Regions from separate parts of the Mus musculus genome. Here region 2 is linked to region 1. A link is a loop called in an ENCODE intact Hi-C map of the cell type or tissue named here. Cell type or tissue: left cerebral cortex. All regions are shown on one strand. Links, peaks and the distances in the headings refer to the core of each region. The heading gives the core; the rest is flanking DNA. Region 1 overlaps Dab1 (disabled 1). Region 2 overlaps Dab1 (disabled 1).

The links. Hi-C counts contacts between places; a loop is a spot of excess contacts. Peaks named below come from ENCODE experiments on the same cell type or tissue, not always from the same donor. Only the 100,000 strongest peaks of a DNase experiment are listed, where the experiment ranks them.
Region 2: it touches region 1 in a loop (8-fold over the local background); 3 of 42 quality-filtered maps call a loop at or near these places.

The regions. Positions count from the first base shown.
Region 1 is chr4:104,528,175-104,537,662 of GRCm38, forward strand. All of the region lies in intron 5 of Dab1 (disabled 1), which reads left to right. Among named protein-coding and RNA genes, the nearest start is that of C8b, 230 kb to the right of the region's middle. In left cerebral cortex, for the core only: no CTCF peak of the experiment used is centred there; a DNase peak (open chromatin) is centred at 4,896; H3K27ac peaks cover 1,222 bases.
Region 2 is chr4:104,361,719-104,371,206 of GRCm38, forward strand. All of the region lies in intron 4 of Dab1 (disabled 1), which reads left to right. Among named protein-coding and RNA genes, the nearest start is that of Gm36661, 340 kb to the left of the region's middle. In left cerebral cortex, for the core only: CTCF peaks have their summits at 1,389 (motif pointing left), 5,322 (motif pointing left), 6,925 (motif pointing left) and 7,253; DNase peaks (open chromatin) are centred at 4,983, 5,335, 5,814, 6,146 and 4 more places; H3K4me3 peaks cover 3,521 bases; H3K27ac peaks cover 2,766 bases.

The DNA.
Region 1 (9,488 bases), core at 428-8,427:
GATTGTTAAAGAAAATCAGAAATAGACACCCAGTATTTGTAATTCAGGGGTTCCAGGGCAAGACATAGAATATGCATTTGAACGCCTTTATAGGCAGTGATGCTGTTGTCATGGGCCCAGGAATTATAGCACTGTGCTTAGTTCTGGCCTTGACATATTGGTTTAGGATCATGTCTCTTCTTTCCCAAACTTTTGCTTCTATCTTCTGTAGAACCAAGCTGAACTCCTCCACCTGGCAGCAAGCCACCCCTTGCTCTGTGAAGGCTAGATGTTTTATATCCTACGTCCAGATCTAATCTGCTATTTATGCTCTAAGAAGAATCCATCTTGGCATTGGTTTAGATTGCTGTATAATATATAAATTTTAGGTTTATTTGGTGTTTGAGACAAAATGCTCCCAGGTGACTTTGTATCTTAGAGAAGCTCTTCTTTTCTCATGGAATTTTTATCTTATGTAAAATGGGAAAACTGGTTTGAAACCTGAAGTCTTTTGGGATCGAGGCTCTGAGCGCATAACTTTGTATTTCCTAAATCACAAAGTGCTGCTATGTGCTGGCTGGTTTATTGTGTTTTCCTTAAAGGGCTCTTGTTTTTCCTCTCCCAGCCCCTCCCTCCTTCCCTTTTATCTAATTTTTCTTTCTGTACTAAAGATGTAGTTATGGCATACAAAGCAAGCTCTCTATCATGGAGGAACATTTAATAGCCCAAAGGTCATTTCTTATAGTTACGGATCTTAGAAAAAAATTATAAGTAGTTTTTGGGTTAACTAGTTAGCATTAAAAGATGGGGTGGGGAGGTGTGATGTTTTGGAAACAAAAGAGACAAAGAAAAAAATTCCCATTGAGCCTGACCTTGGGATGAAAAGGTAACAAACTCCCCTTCATTCCTGTCTCTGCTTGGTTTACCTCTGGGGTATTAAATAAACATCCTGGAAATGGTTTGTGGCTCATTGTAAGGCTTCCTTAGGAAAAGATGAAATGCTTCCCCATGGGAAAAGTGCTTGACTCTTTCAACAGATGGTCTTCTTGCCAACTCTCAAGTGGAAACAGTCCTCTTGTACACCCAGTGATGACAGCCAATAAAAAGGATATCAAAAATGTACCCCCAAGGGAAACTCGGTTTTATCCCCAAGTGACTGGGAGATGAAGAAAATCTCAGCACCATGTTTTCTAGGACAGTAGCCATCAGCCTCCTAGTCTAGAAAAATTTAAACTTAGAGTAAACCTTGGTACCACTTAATTTGTGCACTTACAAGACCCCCCTAGCCAGTGTCTGCCTCAGTAAATAACAGTCAACATTTCTGCCATCAGAGCAAGTCCTTTGGGGTCTACCCTACAACTCAGTTCCCTTAGAATGTATCTTAATGTGCCAGAGCCTTTTAGGTCCTGTGACATCAATGTCTTACTAAAGCTCTGTCCCTTTAATTTGACTCTATATACTCTGGAATAAGTACTGAGTTCTTTAAAATATCAGGACTGACCTTTGTAGACAAGGTAGGCCCTTATGTGTGAGGCCACTATCCTGTTCTTTCGCTAAGGCGTCATTCCCATTGCTATGTTATCACTGTTGCCCTGAACTTGTCAGTTATTAGTCAGGTCCTGACGTTTGACTCTTCCAGATCTTTGCCTACAATGCATCCCTTCCTTTCCCCCTTCTTCCTTAACCAGTCTGTGTGGTCCTTCAAGACCCTGGTGAACGTCTACATGAATGGCTACACTCTTTCCTTGCTCATATGGCTCTCCTGTAGCACTCCTAAGATCTTCCTGTGATCATCTGTTTCTGTTCCTCCTACTTGAATGTGAGCACCTAAGGGCTGACTCTGACTCCATCCCCTCCTTGAACACCCCATGGATAAAACAGAGTGGCAGCTTGCACCAGGACTGAGTCGCTTCTCACAGGAGTAAGGTGGCTGCTTTTTAAACACAGGGCTGAGTGAGCGAGTGAGTGAGTGAGTGAGTGAGTGAGTGAGTGAGTGGCTGGCTAGCTGACTGACTGACTGACTGACTGACTGACTGACTGACTGACTGACTGACCTAGTGACTTGAGTGGTAAACAGCCTCCTCCATAGGCCACATGAAGACTAGAATGCTTGCTAGCCCAAGTCCCCAACCCTGGCATTTCTTTTCAAACCCTGGGGAATCATTATGTCTGTTCAGAACCTATACCTTTGAACTTGTGGTGTTAGCCTAGACACTAGGGCCCCACTCCCTAGCATGAGTTAATCATTCTAAGAATAATGTAGGTCAGGAGATAAGGAGACAAACTGGCTTCTATTTAGACAGATGTTGCTAATAGGCTCTGTGTGTACTCCTAATGAAGTGGGCCATAAATTCCAAGCTCTGCATACTGTGGCAAGGTGGGCCGCTTGCATTGTGATGAGTCTACAGTATTCTGCTAGTTTAGTGTTAAGGGGATTAAAATGCAAGCCATTAAATTGTGCTTACTGTAGCGGCTGTGATTCAAGCATGCATAGGGAACTTGTTTGTTTAAAGTTCCTAGTAGAAGTTTCAGTACTAGGAACTAAGGCAGATCCTGGTTTGGACTCTGCTCTCATTTAATGAGGGCATTGTAACAATTACTCGAGCCTTACATTTGTTGAGCCTTAATTTCCCATTATAAACTCTACTGCATTTATCTCCCACTGGAATCCTCAATATGGAAATGATGCTGTCATTAGAAAAATCTATCTTATCTTTCAGAACCAAAGATAATTTTTTGAGGACCTACAATATTCCAGGCATTAAGCTAGTCTGCCTCATGGGTGTGATGTTAGTAAATCCTCCCATATCTCTCCACGAGGAAATCAATTAGTGCCCACCATTTTTCTTATGATTGAAGCCCAAAGACATTAAGTGCCTTGCACATAAACACCCAGAAGAAAGAATGGAGTTCATAGTCATCCCTGCCCTGCAGCTACTGGTCCAAGGGTGCTCCCACTCATACTGTTGGACATCCCCTATTAGGAAGTATTTCTAAAATGGTTCTGCAGAGGTGCTGTGAATATGATAAATGGTGCTCTAGTTGGCTTAAAAGCAGAACAACTACTTAGTAGCTTCTTTCAACCACATGAAGTCCTTCAACAGATTTATTTAATGGCATGTATCAGTGAGATTTAGTGCATTTGAGAATGCTTGCTATTGCTAGCTCGAACCCGGAGAGGCCATGTTAAATGGACCATGGGTAGCCTGTGAGAATAGCCAGTGGTACCCTCAGCTTACTGTGAGAAGTGGGGACAACAGTCCAGCAATCACAGGAACTGAATTCTGCCAAATCAGTCAGAGCCTGAGAGTGAGTGCTTTTCCAGAGCCTCCAGGCAAGGGCCCAGCATGGCCAACGGCTTGACTTCAGCCCAGTGAGACCCCAATGTTGGGCCCCATTGAGCCTGACTGCACTCCTGACCTTTAGAGTTGTGAATGGTGCATGGGCATTGGTTTAAGCTGATAAGTCTTCAGTGATTTGTTATATGGGCAAAACAAAACTAATACAAATGTGTTGTATTAGTTTGTAGCACACCATAGCCCTGATTGGGCATATCCAACCCCAGACTGCCAAGGACAGCTATGACCACAGCCCAACACAGAACTGTAAACATCTTTACAACATTATGAATTGTGTTTTGTGATTCATCTGCACAATTTTCAAGAAAGAACTTGAAATGGCAATATTGGGTCACAACCCGGTAGGATAATTTTGTGGGAAAAACAAATGAAAGGAAGACTATGAAATACTTGATACACTCTCAGAAGCACTTATAAATTACTTCTTCGTCCTAAGAGATAACTTAGTGTGTAAAGTACTTGCCATGCCTTGACTGTGAGTCTCTAGAACCCACATAAAAAGCTGAAGGTGATGGCACATGCCTGTAATCCCTTAGTTAGGGAGGCAGAGGCAGAAAATAACCATGACCCACTATCCAGATAACTTAGACTATGGGTAAGTCATAAGGCCTAGAGAAAAATAATAGTTACTCACCCTGAGGAACAACACCAGAGGTTGATATCTGACCTCCATACATGTACTTGTTGCACACATACATCAGCACACATGTGTACACACATACACCCGCACACACACACACACATAACTTGATTTTATACATCACACTCATGTGATAAGTAGTAAACTAAGGCTTCAAATGAGTAACTTGCATGCTGAAAGCCATGGAGCTGGTGAAAGTCAAGGAGCAAACACATAAGAAGAGCCGCTTCTTCTGAAGGCTCACGGTCCAGAATCATAAATGTACAGTGGAGCTATCCATGGAACCTCCGAGAATAAAGATTCTTACATTCTGACCTCAGTTGTCAGGATCTAAGACCAGGGTTGGTCCCAGCTAATTATAGTTTAGATGCTTCATGAATGTTTTTTATGGTCCAGCATAGGAATGTATGGTCACTACTGTAGGAATGACGTCCTTGAATCTGGAGTCCTTATAATCACACTTGCATCTGGAGTAGGGCTCCCTTGCCACTTTGCAGATGCTCCCTTGATACATGATACAAGGTATAGCAGTGTTGTAACAGTTGCCTGTTTCTGACGTCCTGAGGATGCTGGGCTAAACTCTTAGCTTCAGTCTCTTTGACCTTGGAGTAGTTTGTGGTGAACCCATTTCCTCATCTCCATCCATCACCTTGTTTTAATGGCTAACAGAGCAAACCCTATAACTACATCAGACACCTTTCAGGGCTTATGAATCAGCTGTTAGCATCCTCTCTCCCCAGTCACCTACAGGCACATAGTTCCTTTCTTTTCTTACTCTGCCGAGGAGCCGTGTTTTCCACCTGACAGCAAAGGGTTTAAAATAAGCTGGTTAAGAATAGGAGCAGAAACAAAGCTGCCTTATGGAGATGGTGAATCCTTCCTGAGTGGGCTGAGCTGTGGGGGACAGGCAGATAAAGACTGAGCATGAAAAGAACATTCGAGCTCAAAGTGGGTTCCCAACCAGGAGTGCTGGCTTTCGGATCATCTTTGCAGTCTCAGGAGTGGGCATGCTTGGTGCCTCTCTTGTTTCCCACTCAGATTTATTTTTAAAAGTTTCCTTTCTCAGAACAGTGCTACTCCTAATATGCCACACAATGAAAACCTTCTTGAAGAAAAAGGAAGGCAAGTGGAATCCCTCGGACACATGGTTGTCTACCAGACATGGGTATGCTAATGATGGTCCCATTCTAAAATATTTATATGGACCCCAGTGTCTTTACAAAGAAATAGCATGAGTCTGTCAAATCAGTTTATGTGGCATCTACTGGAGCTTCTGACAATGGATATGAGAGCTGAGAACTCCCCATTCCCCAAATGCCAAGCCTGTAATACTCTGCCTTCATGGTATCTAATAAATGACAGTGCACATGCTGCTGTTCAAATGGCCGCCATCTGCTGGACTGGATAGGGCTTCTGATTGCAAGGTGGAAGGGAGTCTGCATCCACTAGCTCTTTAGCATCTGGGTCTGTTTCCTCTCTAAAACGAAGAGAATGTGTTTACATTCCCTCCAAGATATATGTAAGCTGTCGGAGCCCAGAGTACATTGAGGATGTCCGTGATCACCTGTCTTGTTCTTCCTGCATGCTTCTTGCTTAGCACAGTGTCCTGCGGGTAGCAACTGTATAGTAAATATTTACTAATAAAGCTTGGCTGAAGTAATGAATTTGGGCTATCCTTGAAGTCTGTAAAGAAACCATTGCATATTATCTGTGTAAGAACAAATGGCCATTGCCTTTGACTGTGCCATACCTGTGTTATTATAGTAGAAATCATAGATTTACTGTCCTTTGGCTCACCAGTCCCCTAGACGTTAGTTTCTTATAGAGCTTTTATGTTATATGAACCTCAAGTATTAGCCAGTCTGGACATCACATTGTCTGAGAAGGCATGTACGACCATGGCCATTGAGCATATAGAGAGAACCCAGAGCCCAGAAGCATACTTCATCCTCAGTTACTCTGTGAAGTGTTATCATGTAGGGATGTTACAATAACACTGTGGAGAAATGGCAAGTCCAAGACCAATAAAACACCCAGCCAGTGAGCCAGCAGCTAAGGCAGAGCTATAGAGACCAAGACCTGATTGACATCTGATATCAGAATGGAGGCTACTGAAATCAGAAGTCACATCTGCTGTTTTTCTTGAATGGCCTTTCTCCTAGAGGGTCTATTTACCTTCCCTTTCTCCAAACAGAACACATGCTGTCTTGGTGGTGGGTCTCAGGCAAGGGAATTCAATTTAGACAAAGTTAGACAAAATTAGAATATTAAACAAAATGGTGTCAACGGCTGGCACTTTGGTTCACCAAGCCATAATGAGTGATACACATCTAGGTCTCAGATTCTGCATTATTAATATGTAGCTGATGAGACACTCATGGTATTGGTGTGGTCATAGTGTCTAGCATATAGTAGGTACATGTTTTCTCTTCTCTTTTTCTAAGATTCACTTACCCCCTGTCTTTGTCTTCGTGCATGCATAATATGTGAGGAAGCCAGAAGAGAGTGTGGATCTCCTGGAACTGTAGTTAAAGACAGTTGTGGCCCACCATATAAGTAGAGGCAATTAAACCCAGGTCTTCTGGGAGATCAGCCAGCGCTCTTAAATGCTACACCATCTCTTCAATTCCTCTGTTCTCCATTTCATTCTTAGTCATTCCTTCAATATGACTTGGATACCAAGTGTGGTTTTTGATATAGGCAGATCCAAACAGAGACAGTCTTGTTTCCCTTGCCGCACAGATGAGTGGAAGCAGCAGCCATTTGGCAGAGAAAAAAATGGCAAGTGACCATATAGTTGGTTACATCTATGCCATGAATACAAATGGGAACTATGAGTTCTAGTCTGTGGGGCAACTATAAGTATGATCTATTCTTCCACAGCATAAGTGTTTTAAGATATCTTAGTTAGCCCAGTTTGGAAGACAAGTGCTCTCTAACATTTTGTGTGATGCTGTATATACCTTTCTTACTGAAAATTGTATTCCTCTGTACTCCAAACAGTCAAAGGATACTCGGGTATAAAGGTTCCAGGCCATGTGAGCATGCATAGTGAGACTCTATGTCAAAAACCAAAAATCAAAAAAAAAAAAAAATCCTTGTGTATGGCAACCGTGAATACATACCTGGAGATCTGTTAAAAAAAATAACAACCTTTCCCTATGGGTCAACCCTCTGTCAAATGACCATAGTACTAATTAACATTCATGACAACTACAAAGAACAGAGGCTGAGCACCTCAAAGTCAGAATGCTCCAAAATGTGGAACTTCTCCGCATGCTCACATGATGGCCTCATGGAAACACTTTGCAAACTGATCTACTGAGTGGCACACAGCTGTCCTGAACATACTGCACAGCATCCTCTTCAGGATACGTGAGTGAAGTGTAGATGGAGCACAGCAAATTCTGTATATGCCCATGGATCTCATTCTCAAGGGGATTCTGCTCCTGCATATATTCTGAAATCCAGTTAAATCCAGACTCTGAAACTCAAGCCTTTCTGGATAAGCAATCTAGGTCTATAGTCATGAACTCACTTTTAATATGCAACGTAAATTTTTCTAAGCATTTACGTTCGCCACCTTAGCTAATACCCCTTGGCTTCTCAAAACAGGCACATTTTGTTGTCCCCATGAGACAGATGAGAGAGCAGGAATGTCAGGGTAAGTAATTCTGAAGAGCCACCAGCTCATGACTGGCAGAAGTGTGAACTTCCAGGTTTGCTTGACTTCAATGTCCATGTTCTTTTATGAGAACATTATGCTGCCTCCAGACATCTCTTTATTTAGAAAAGAAAAATAACGTGATTGAGTTTGTTAACAGCAGATCCAAAATAGAAAGCTGTAAATGCTGCCGGTTCTGTTCTATATAATCACTTAATTTTAATAATCCTATTTCTTTATTAGAATGACAGTCTTTTTTGAAGATCTGCTAAGTACACTTGATATCTCTGTTGTCATTTAATTTAACATCTTTAGCAGCTGTTTTATTTTTGCCAAAGGAATGGGAACTGTAATCTCTAGGGGGAGATTTTGCATGTATTTTTTTTTTTTAAGAACACATCAATGTTGAAAACAAAATAAATGGTTAAAGCAATCCCTGAGTAGTAGCTCCCACAATTCAGGGTAGTTGTTAGCTTGCATAAAAAGATAATATAGACACTGTCAGAATGAGAGTTAAAGAGCTCAATTTTAGGTTGCTTGAGAAATCATCTGTAATCACCAGGAAGATTGCTTGGGTGTTCATTGAGTTCAAAGCTGAACTATGGAAGGCTATGCAATAACCATATATTTTTCATGTGCTGGCAAGGGGAAATGTATGCTTCAATAAACAAGTCTTGATTACCAAGACCAAATAAGGAAAGCGAGAACTGTGCATAACTCAAACAGTGGCCAGTCTCTTGCAAGCCCTCCTTCTGGTGATTGGGGGGATGGATTTGGGGCATCATGTCAGGGGCTCTCAATTCAGACAGAGGCCAGCTGAAAGACTTCTGTAATGCAAAGTGACCCAACCTGGGGTAGGGGGAGGGCTACTTCAGTCCCTCTGATGGTGACAGTAATAGGATGTATTTCCTTTGGCTTAGAAACAGAAATACAATTTGGGGAAGATGCAGATGGCCTTGCACTCCTGCAGGCAGCATCACTTCATACTGAGAAGCAGACTCCTTTGGAACCCAGTGAACCACCCTGTTTGTTCTTTGTGAATCAGTTTAACCATACGGATAACTGCAGAGCATAGTCTAATTAGCATCAATATACCTACTAGCCAGCTTTGACAAAGCATGAAAATTACAAATATTTGCTTTATATATTTTTTTCAGTACAGATTAAAGTATGGGGCTACCAGCAAGATAGTTCAGCTGGTAAAGGCACTTGCTACCAATTTGATGAGCTGTATCTGATTCCCTGGTAAAGAACTGACTCTTAGAAGATGTTCTCTGACCTCCACATTCATGTCATGATGTGCACAAGTGTATACACACACACACACGGGGAGAGAGAGAGAGAGAGAGAGAGAATGTATATATATATATATATGTATATATATATATATATATATATATATATGTAAGGGGTAAGGGGGCAGAGGGCTTAACCCCACTATAAGATAGTCCTTACCTCACGTGCTTGTCTCAGACCCTGGGTGTAAGCTCTTACACCAGAAAACACAACCCTCAAGTACAGACACAGAACAAGTTCCCTGGTGGACATCTGACTCAACTTTCCATTCTCTTTTAAGAAGAAAGAGCTATGTTGGGTTTAATGTCTAACATTTCCTAGAGGCTTTTAAAAGCTAGATTATAAGTCCTTCATGTGCATATGTGTGTGCACCACAGTGCATATGTGGAGTTCAAGGACAACTTGTAGAAGCCCGTTCTCTCCTTCTACCATGTGTGACCCAGGCATGGAAGGATCTCTGGTTGTCAGCCTTAGTGGTGAATGTCTTTACCTGCCAATCCATCTTACAAGCCTATTGTTGTACAGTATCTATTTAAAACCAAATATAACC
Region 2 (9,488 bases), core at 477-8,476, 170 kb before region 1:
AAATAGTTTCCTTTAAGAAAGTGGATCCTTTATCTTTATGCTAAATTAAACATAGCAAACAGACCCCTACATTTTTATGCTTGCCTCTCAAGGGCCATCACGAGCGCCCTCACAGAGAACTCTATGCCCTGCTGCCTTTCACATAACTTGTTTCTCTAGCTTGAACCTCTGGTTAGACATGCCTTTCCCCTTCATTCACCTGACCCCTAACTGTGTTTCAAACTGATCCCTTTTCTTTATGAGGTCTCTCTCTCTCTCTCTCTCTCTCTCTCTCTCTCTCTCTCTCTCTCTCTCTCTCACACACACACACACACACACACACACACACACCAGTCATATCTAGCATACTTGCCTGGCACACTGAGGATTGTTGCTGTTGATTTTATTTTATTTCTTAAACAAAGGAGTGAGACTTTTTCTCCTCAAATACAGATTTTTGAGCATGGCAAGAACTTCTATGAAAGGCTTTATATGGAAGCTTAATGTACCTCTGCATTATTAACCTTTGAAATTTTTCTCATTCCATAGTAGTGTCTTTCAAGTACATGATGGTTCTGACAAGCTTGGTAGGTGTTCCTACTAATCACTATTTAAACCATATGAATCTGAGAACTTTAGATGTATATTTATATTTGCATAATCACGGCATGTGAGTGCTACTGCACCAAACTAACTATTCCAAAGCTAAGCAAATGATTTCATTTACAATAGCATAAAAAACAAGAAACTACTTGGGAATCAGTTTAACCAAGGAGGTGAGTAATCTCTACCCAGAAGTCATAAGACAATGAGTAAAGAAATTAAAGGGGCACAAACTAAAGGAAACACAGCCCAAGTGGGAGACTTAATATCACCGTGCCTACCCTACCCAAAGCAGCCCAGATCCAGATCCTATCAAAATTCTGTGGACTTTTTCCCAAGCTTGCTTGCTTGCTTGCTTGCTTTCTTTCTTTCTTTCTTTCTTTCTTTCTTTCTTTCTTTCTTTCTTTCTTTCTTTCTTTTACTAAAAATCCTAATTCATGTGTAACCACAAAAGGCCTGGATAAGCTAAAATAGGAACCAACCATATCTGATTTCAAAGTGTATTACAGAGATATGGTGATCAGAACAATATGGTACTTTCATCAAAATGGATGGATTAGACCGGCAAAGCAAAATAGAGCTAGCATAGAGACAAAGGAACACATACTAAGAATGCACAGGGGAAAGGCTAACACATAGAGCAAATGGTGCTGGGAAAATATTCCCATGAAGAAAGATCAGGGCTGGTGAGATGGCTCAGTGGGTAAGAGCACCCGACTGCTCTTCCGAAGGTCAGGAGTTCAAATCCCAGCAACCACATGGTGGCTCACAACCATCCATAACGAGATCTGGCGCCCTCTTCTGGAGTGTCTGAAGACAGCTTCAGTGTACTTACATATAATAAATAATAAAAAAAAAAAGAAAGATCAAATCAAACTTCTCTTAAACTTTATGTAAAACCAATTCAAACTGGATTAGAACTTAACTATAAGACCCAAACCATAAAAATTTGAGACCAAAACCTCTGGCTAAACATTTTTGATATTTGGTCTTGCCAATGATTTTTTTTAAAAGACAAACAAGTAAACAAACAAACAAATGGACACCAGAGGGAGAGGCGACAAAAGACATTAGCAAAGTGGGCTGCTTCGGATCCAAAAGCCTTTCCGTAGCCTAAGGAACCATCAGTGTCATGGAAAGGGAACGTTGAGGTAAGGGAACAGCTAGAAAGATAAGCGCCTAGTGCCCAAGACATGTAAAGAACTCAAAGGATTCCCTTGCGAGGCGTTACCAGCGTGTCCACTGGATGGTAAAGGATCTGAATAGAGCGGATTTTTCCCCCATAAGGAGACAGGGATAGCAACAGGAATGAGCAAGGTTCCCAGACTTGAATCAAACACACAAGGAGGTAGAATTGCAACCTGCTGCAATGGCTAATACAAAAAGAAAAAAAAAAACTAGATTATAACCATTATTGGTAAAGAAGGAAGTCCATGCCCCATTGACTGCCGGTGGGATTGTGAATTAATCCACCTATTTTGGAAAACACTACAGAGATCCTTCAAAAACCAAAAGTAGAGCTCCCTTCCACGTATGTAAATCTAAGGAATGAACTGATTCTCTCTGGGAAGTGTCTGAATGTCCTTGTTCATTTCAGCAGATTCATAATAAAATCAATGGAATGTCAATCAGTGTTGATCACGGATTAAGAAAAAGTAGCGTGTGTGCTTCTAAAATGGAATATTATTAAGCTTTAAAAAGAAGTGAATCTGCCATTTGTGACAACACAATGCTCAATTGCACTGCGCTACAAGATAAGCCAGGCACAGAAAGACAAGATACAGAGCATGACAGCATATATATATATGTATATATATATATATATATATATATATATATATATATATTCTAAACAAGACAGGGTCACAAGATCAGGGTTGAATGGTAGTGTCCAGGAGTTACAGGGTTAAAAAAATAGAGAGATTCTTGTCAAAGGTGTTAACCTTTGTTATACGTTCTGGAGGTCTGTGTACCACAGGGTGAGTTAGGCACATCTAATAATAATGTACTCTACACTTGACATTTGCTAGGGGCTAGATCTGAAGTGAGCTTATCACACATGTAAAAAAAAATCTACTATGTGAGGCAATAAATATGCTAATTATCTTGATAGTGCTAATCATTTCACAATGTGAACATATGTCAAAACATCACATTGTGCACCTTAAATATACACACGACTTACTTGCCAACTATTCAGCATTGATCTGTAAGAAAAGACTCCCAAACTTAGAGGCCATAACCCACTATCAAAACAGACATGTATTTGAAAACTGCTAGGAATAAACCGGATTTAAATAGTATACAAGTTACAGAAGGCACCGCTCTGTGTTCTTCCCTTTGGGGGAGTGGCTATCACTCACTGAATTTATGGCAGGTAACCACAGGTCTGGTTTCCAATCCTGGGGTCAGTTGTGTTAACTGACCCCGAGTGCCTGTCACAAGGATCACAGGAAGACAGATGACATCAATCACGTGAGGGTGGATGGCATATATTCAGTAGCTTGCCTTTTTTTCCCAATTTGTGTTACTTATGCTATGTCTCTGTCATAAATGGACAGAGCTTTTAACATAGACCTTGATGGACAGAAGAAACCCCGCCAAAATGTGGCGAATCAAAATGAACTACTTGGACGTATTTTGGGAAGAGAACCAATGTCTACTGGGTTGTGCTTCTGCCTGCTACCCCATTTAGGGCTCATTGCAATCTCGTGAGTGAAGTGTTTACCACCAGAGAAGCACAGAGAGATGGCCTGCCAGAGGCAAAGAAGGCCAACAGATTTCCAAGTCCATATTGTAAAGGTTGTATGAGAAATACCTCAAACTACTCAGAATGGATTAAGTAATATATACAGCCTCTGCTATTCTTATTATCTTGCTGCTTCTCAGATTACATGATGAAAGCACATTTATTGATTTTTTTCTTTATGCCATACTTAATACAAATCACATTGGTATTTTCAAAATAACAGCAGTAAAGCCCCACACCTTATCTTTCAGATGAGCTATTTCTTGACATTTAGCTGAGTGGCAAAATATCCCTTTAAATTTGGTTCAGTTTAACCAGGAAGGCCCTGAGGCCCATAGTGGGCAGCTTGTGCCTATACATCATACTTTCTTCCAGGCTGGAGATAGGAACAGCTGTGTCTTGTTGCCCCCATTGGATTTCATGGGAATTTGCCCAGTTTCCACGGTAGACTTTGTCCAACACTGACTAGAGATAGTTTTACGTTCTTATACATTGTATGGCTTGGCAAACTGAGTTTGCCAGTTCCCTCTGGTGTCTGTAGTGGCAAAGTCAGGTGAAGACAGGAGGCAGGAGACAGCTACAGGTCAGACCTCAGACATGAACTCTTAAAAGGCATGTATGTGGATGTTTCAAAGCTGTCCCTAAATCGGGGAAGTTTAGATTTTGTTGTGGTAGAGTCTGTAAAAAGTCAGATTTACTCGAGCTTACCTAAGGTCTGGCATTTACTAGCCTGTAGAAATGACTAACACTCAACTATACTCTCACTTATTTCCTCTGCGAGGTCTAAAATTTCTCTTTTCTTGGTATTGAGTTCAGACTCCAGGGACTTCTCTTTGTAAACAATGGAAGTAAAAATGTTTTCTTGATCACAGCTGAGTCGTTCCAGCCAATCTCAACTTCACACTGGGTGTAGAACCTGGTGCCCAACTCCTCCCACTTTCCAGAACTTTTGTAAAAGTTGGAGAGAAATCCGGTGGAGGTTCCCTGGTCCCACCTTTAGACTGACAGCCACCCAGAGGTAGACAGAAACCATCAAGAATGGAACCTCTCTGCCAAGTTGTGGGAAATTTCTTCCGATCAGCCCTTCTCAGTAGATTTCATCCTGCCTATGACCTCAGGACTTTTTTTTTTTCTTGTCTCTATGTAAATTGCTATCTTTTCAGAGGTGCCTGACAGCCAAGTTTTGCAGGGCCTCCATTTGTACAGAGCTGTTATTATGGGATAAGTGTAATGGCTCGTGAATTTTGTGGAGGAAGGGAGGGTCTCCAGATGACTTTGTACAAACCAGCCACGGACCTACTGACTCCACAAGCAGTGCATTAGGCTAAATATTTTTAGCCCATTGACTCTAGAGGTAATAACCCTAAATGCATCATTAAATTTTCATGGGTGAATAACAGAAGCTACAAGAAAAAATCCCCCTCCCCAAGAAAAGCCCCCAAAACAAGCCACCGCTTTAGCTTTATTATCGCTCAGCTGGAGGGCAGGAGTGTGACCCCTCAAAAGAAGAGTAAACTTAAAGCAAGTATTTGGTTCTCTTCCTTTGCTCTCAGGCACCAGGCTCCCAGAGACAGGCAGTAGGTGATTTTCACACTCCCCCTTCCCACCAAGCTTTCAAGCCTCTGGAGACATGCGTGCCACACTGGCGTTGACAAAGCCGAATCCAATCTCAAGGTGGAAGAATTTCCGACTAATCCAATTATTTTTTGCCACTCGGTGTTCCTGAGATCTTTTTGTAAGGTAGGACCCGAAGAGCCTTCTTCAGCACAACAGGTTCTAATTTACAGGAGGGTCTACTGCCCTGCATTCTAAGAATGGAGTAGGGAAAACAAGTTAACTGGGGCCTGCGTGCCCTCAGGGGCACAGGAGGCTGCCTAGAGCGGATTGAAATAGTGACAAGTGCGGAACAACTTTGCCTGGGAAGCGGCAATAAAAGGCGGGCTGGAGCCGGCCTGGGCGGCTGGGAGAGGACGCCCCCTTCTGCCAAGGGGCTCGGGGCAAGAAGCTCGCGCGGCCTCCGCTTGGCTCTGCGCCCGTCTACTTGTGAGCATAGAGGCTTGGCTAAAAGCAGGCGCTGGAGAATCAGCAGAGTCCTAGAGGGGGCTGCAGCGGCTGCCTAGGAGCGTGGCGGGCTCCCAGCGCAACCCCCAACCCCACCCCCTGCGACGAACCGCAGGGCGGGGACCCCAAGCTCTTCGCTCCGATCGGTCTCTACTCCCGGGATGGGGGGCGAGCGAGGGGGCTGGAGGAGCGCGACCGCGAGCCGCGGCGCCCCCGCTCGCCTGCTCGTTGGCTCTTCCCCTTCGTCGGCGCCGCGGCGACTCCGCTGAGCTGTCGCTCGGAACGCGTTCCGGCGGCGAACAGAGCGCCCTGGCGGGAGAGGGAGCCGGCGAGGAAGGGCTTGGGACGCTCAGTGGCAGGTGAGCGGCGGGGCTGGCGCGGGGCGGGGGCCGCGGGAGGAGGCGGGTCTGCGCACCGCACGGGGGCTGGTCTCCTCCCCCTGCTCTGACGCGCGCCCGTCGCTTCCCGGGGAGGATGGACCCAGCTCGGCGCTCACCCGGGCTTCCCCGGGCTGGAGAGCGCGTTTGAGTGCGGCCGCCCGCAGGGCATGGAGAGCCGTGTCCCGGGCGGCTGCGGCAGCCAAGGAGGATGCTCCGGGGGAGCCGAGGTGAGAGGCGCGGCGGGGGGCACGCGGGGGACCCCGAGTTGAGCGGGCGCAGGTGGCCCGCGGGGACACCCGGCTTCCGCGAGCCCGGGTAGCTCGGCTGGGGCCCGCGAGCCCGGGTACGGAGGAAGGCTTTCGGGGCGCTTCTCTAGGGAGTTTGGCGCGAGGTGCCGTGCACTAGCGAGTGCCGCAGTTTTCTATCATCTCCCACCACTTGCTTGGGAAGCTACCCTGCGTCTCCTTTCCGGTTGGTCCCCACTTCCTTCGTCCTACTTCTGAACACTCGGGATCCTCTCTTTAGGCTTGCCTACCCGAGACCCCCTGTGTTCTCCTGCGGCTCTAGCCACCCAAGGCTGCCTTCTCCCACTCTAGAACCTGCGGAGTTCTCCCTAAGCTTCCTCCCTGTCTTGCTGGTGCTACCCGCGGGTCGGACCTCTTCCCCACTCCGCGGAACCTGCACTTCCCTACATCACAGCAGCGCTTTGGCTCTGCCTCGACCACTCCATTAACTGGACCCATCCCAATCAAGCCAACCCTTTCCGCAGACACCGGCGCTGGACCGAAACCTTTCTTCGGGTCCTGCGACCAGGTGTTCCCCGTCGCGCTCCCTCCACTATTCAGTCCTCAGGCCCTTGGTCACCCGCCACTCCCCTCGCATCCGGCCCTCTTCTACCATAACTCTGTACCCTACTCTCTCGAACGCAAGATAAGGATTTTTCATGCTGGGGAAACTTTGATTCTTTATGGTTAGTCTTGTAAAGGAGCCCTACGATTCAGTCCAAGCCACCAAAGGAGCCTGGAGTCAGGGAGTCCTGATTTAGGGGTAGTTTTGTGTTAAGGCTCCCGGAAGGTACTTGGTGATTCTACAAAGTGTATTTCCACACCCTGCTGGTCACTGCTTCTGCTGTCTGCATCCCGCAGAGTATGCTTGTGACCCCTGGTGGGAGGGTGAGTCTTTACTGCACTTTTAAAGGCGCTTTTTCTTTCTTTCTCTATTTCTTTTGGGGTTGGTGTTAGTGGACTCGGCGGGGTGGGCAGAGAAAGCTGCTTTGCAAACTGGTGCGGCTAGGCTGCCACACGGTCTAGTAGTCCACCCTGCACGCCCTTTCACGTTGGGAACCCGCCCCAACCCCCATCTGCATCACACAAGTCCTCATTGTTGGGGGTCTGCGGGGTATTTCCGCCTGGGCTATGAGAGTGAAGGAATGGTATGGGGGCGGGGAGCCCAGGGCTCTAGGCGACTGTCGGGAGCTGGAGACTTGGAGAGCGCCGCGGCGCGGGCAAGTGCTAGTTCGGAAATGTGTTTCTGAGGCAGGATTCGTGGCCGCGTGGAGGGGCGGAGGGGGGGGGGCGGAGAGGGAGGGGGAAGGGAGGGAGGAGAGAAAGAAAAGAAAGAAAGAAAAAAAAAGAAAGAAAAGAAAGAGAGCTCGGAGTGGAGGAGAGATTGCGGAGGCTGGATCGCCATTCTCTGCTCAGAGGCCTCCTAAAGGATGCCACAATGCCTCCCAGTGCCAAACTCCGGAGGTGAGAGCATCCTTGCCACTGCTTCCCCCTTCTCTGATTTCCTTGTGGAGCTGGCCCATTAGACACACTTTCACAATGTTGATGGTTTTGAATGAAGGCTTTGTGGGGGCTCTACTGACACTTCCCAACACTTAACATGTTTGCAAAGTAATCATATAAATTAAAGGTGGCTTACGTTCAGAACCTTCTAATTATCCAGTTCACGCTTGTACATTCATGTGCCAATTATGGGTCTTCGGGAAATCCATAAAATTATAAACCATCCCACCCCCTGAATTAGCACCCATTGTTTTTTATTATCTCCAAGATGAGCAATTCTGGATGGAATCCTGAGTTGCACAGCGAAAAAGAGAGATGTGCTATGGGGTGAGGTTAGACAAACGCCCCCTTCCCATCTCTTTTCCTCCCTATCTTGACAAGGCTTCGTGGCTCTTCTAGAGACTGAAAGGGATCAAAGATTTTCTTGATTTCCCATTGAGCTGGGCGACCTAATCAAAGCTGTATAAAAGTCAACTTCTAAGCAATCAAATTGTCTGCTGCTGTCCTTGATTGAAACCCTAGCATTCAAATGGAGTATTGAAGAACTCTCAGAAATGGCTTTTGAAGTGCTATTGTTCTTTTCCATACACACGGGCTCTCGTAGAGGTTTAGGAAGTTCAAAATGCAGTGATGTGAAAGCGATGTGACTTTGTAACTATTTGACAACGCAGGATCTGCAGCGGGAGAGAAGAGGCCAACGTGGGGGAAGCGACAACATGTTACTATATTCCTGGGAACTGGGTAGCTCTCAAGTGGGTACATTCTTTTACTCATGAACTTGGCCATTAAATCTAAAAGCAGATTTGGAACGTGATTTTTAGTAGGAGGATCCTATATGTTTCTTATTTGTCATGATTCTTTTTTTGGTGGTAGTTTGCTTATCTGAAACATTTAATCATGTTCAGTGTACTCAACAATAAAATCTGAATAGATTTTAAAATCTGCTTATTGTTGATGAAGCTCAGCTCACAGGCTGTTTTCACAGTATGTCCTGTTTGCAAGGAGCTCCATTGTGTGAGGCTGCAGAGATGAGAGGCTCCATCACTTGCTGGTCCCTCCCCAGAGTCACAGAGGAACCTGATGCTTCAGTCCCCTTTGCCCTCCGAAGTCATTTTATTTTAAGCAGGTGGGCCTTTGGCTTGGTTCACGATCATGTACCCATCTAAACATTGCATTTGGTGGGTTTTTGAGGCTTGGAGCCATGCTGCAGACAGATGAAGAATCTATTCGAGGCAGCACTTCATTTTGATAATTCACTCAAGTCAAACATAAAGCAGAGAAGCAGAGTTGATGCTGTTTAGATGGCACCGGAACAGATAGTACGCATTAAAGGCTGTTGTCAGAAACTTGAAGGGTTGCATAGGACTCACTAAATCTTACAGAGCTCACTAGTGACAAAAGATGTACACATCTTAAGCAATTAAGAATTATTCCTATGACTTCTCACAACTTGGATGTCATCACCTGCGAAGCAAGGATCTACTTGTGAACCTTGGATCAGTTTTAAAGGAAAATCCCCTTCATGAGTGTCTTGGCACATAGTAGGATTTCAAGAGAAAGCATGGAAATTGAGTAAGGAATGGGGGTGCCTTTTGTAATTGGAAGGCTAGGGTTGGATCCAGGCATTTTCTTTGTGATGTTCCACAAGCCATTCCTCATAGTAACAAAAACACAACTCAACATTCCCGAGTCCCAGGTAAGGGGCAGGCACCCTTCTCGGCACTTGGCACACATAGCCTTACTTCATCTTTCAGAATCCCTGCAGTCTCATTTTTTGTTTGTTAGATGGGGAGCTGGGTTCAGGGAAACCTGGTCATTGAGCTGAGATCACCTAGGAGATAAGGGGATTTAAACCCACCTACTCACTCTCGTCCCAGGGTCCACCTCAACCACGGATGGGGAACGACTCTGGATGAGGAAGGGAAATGA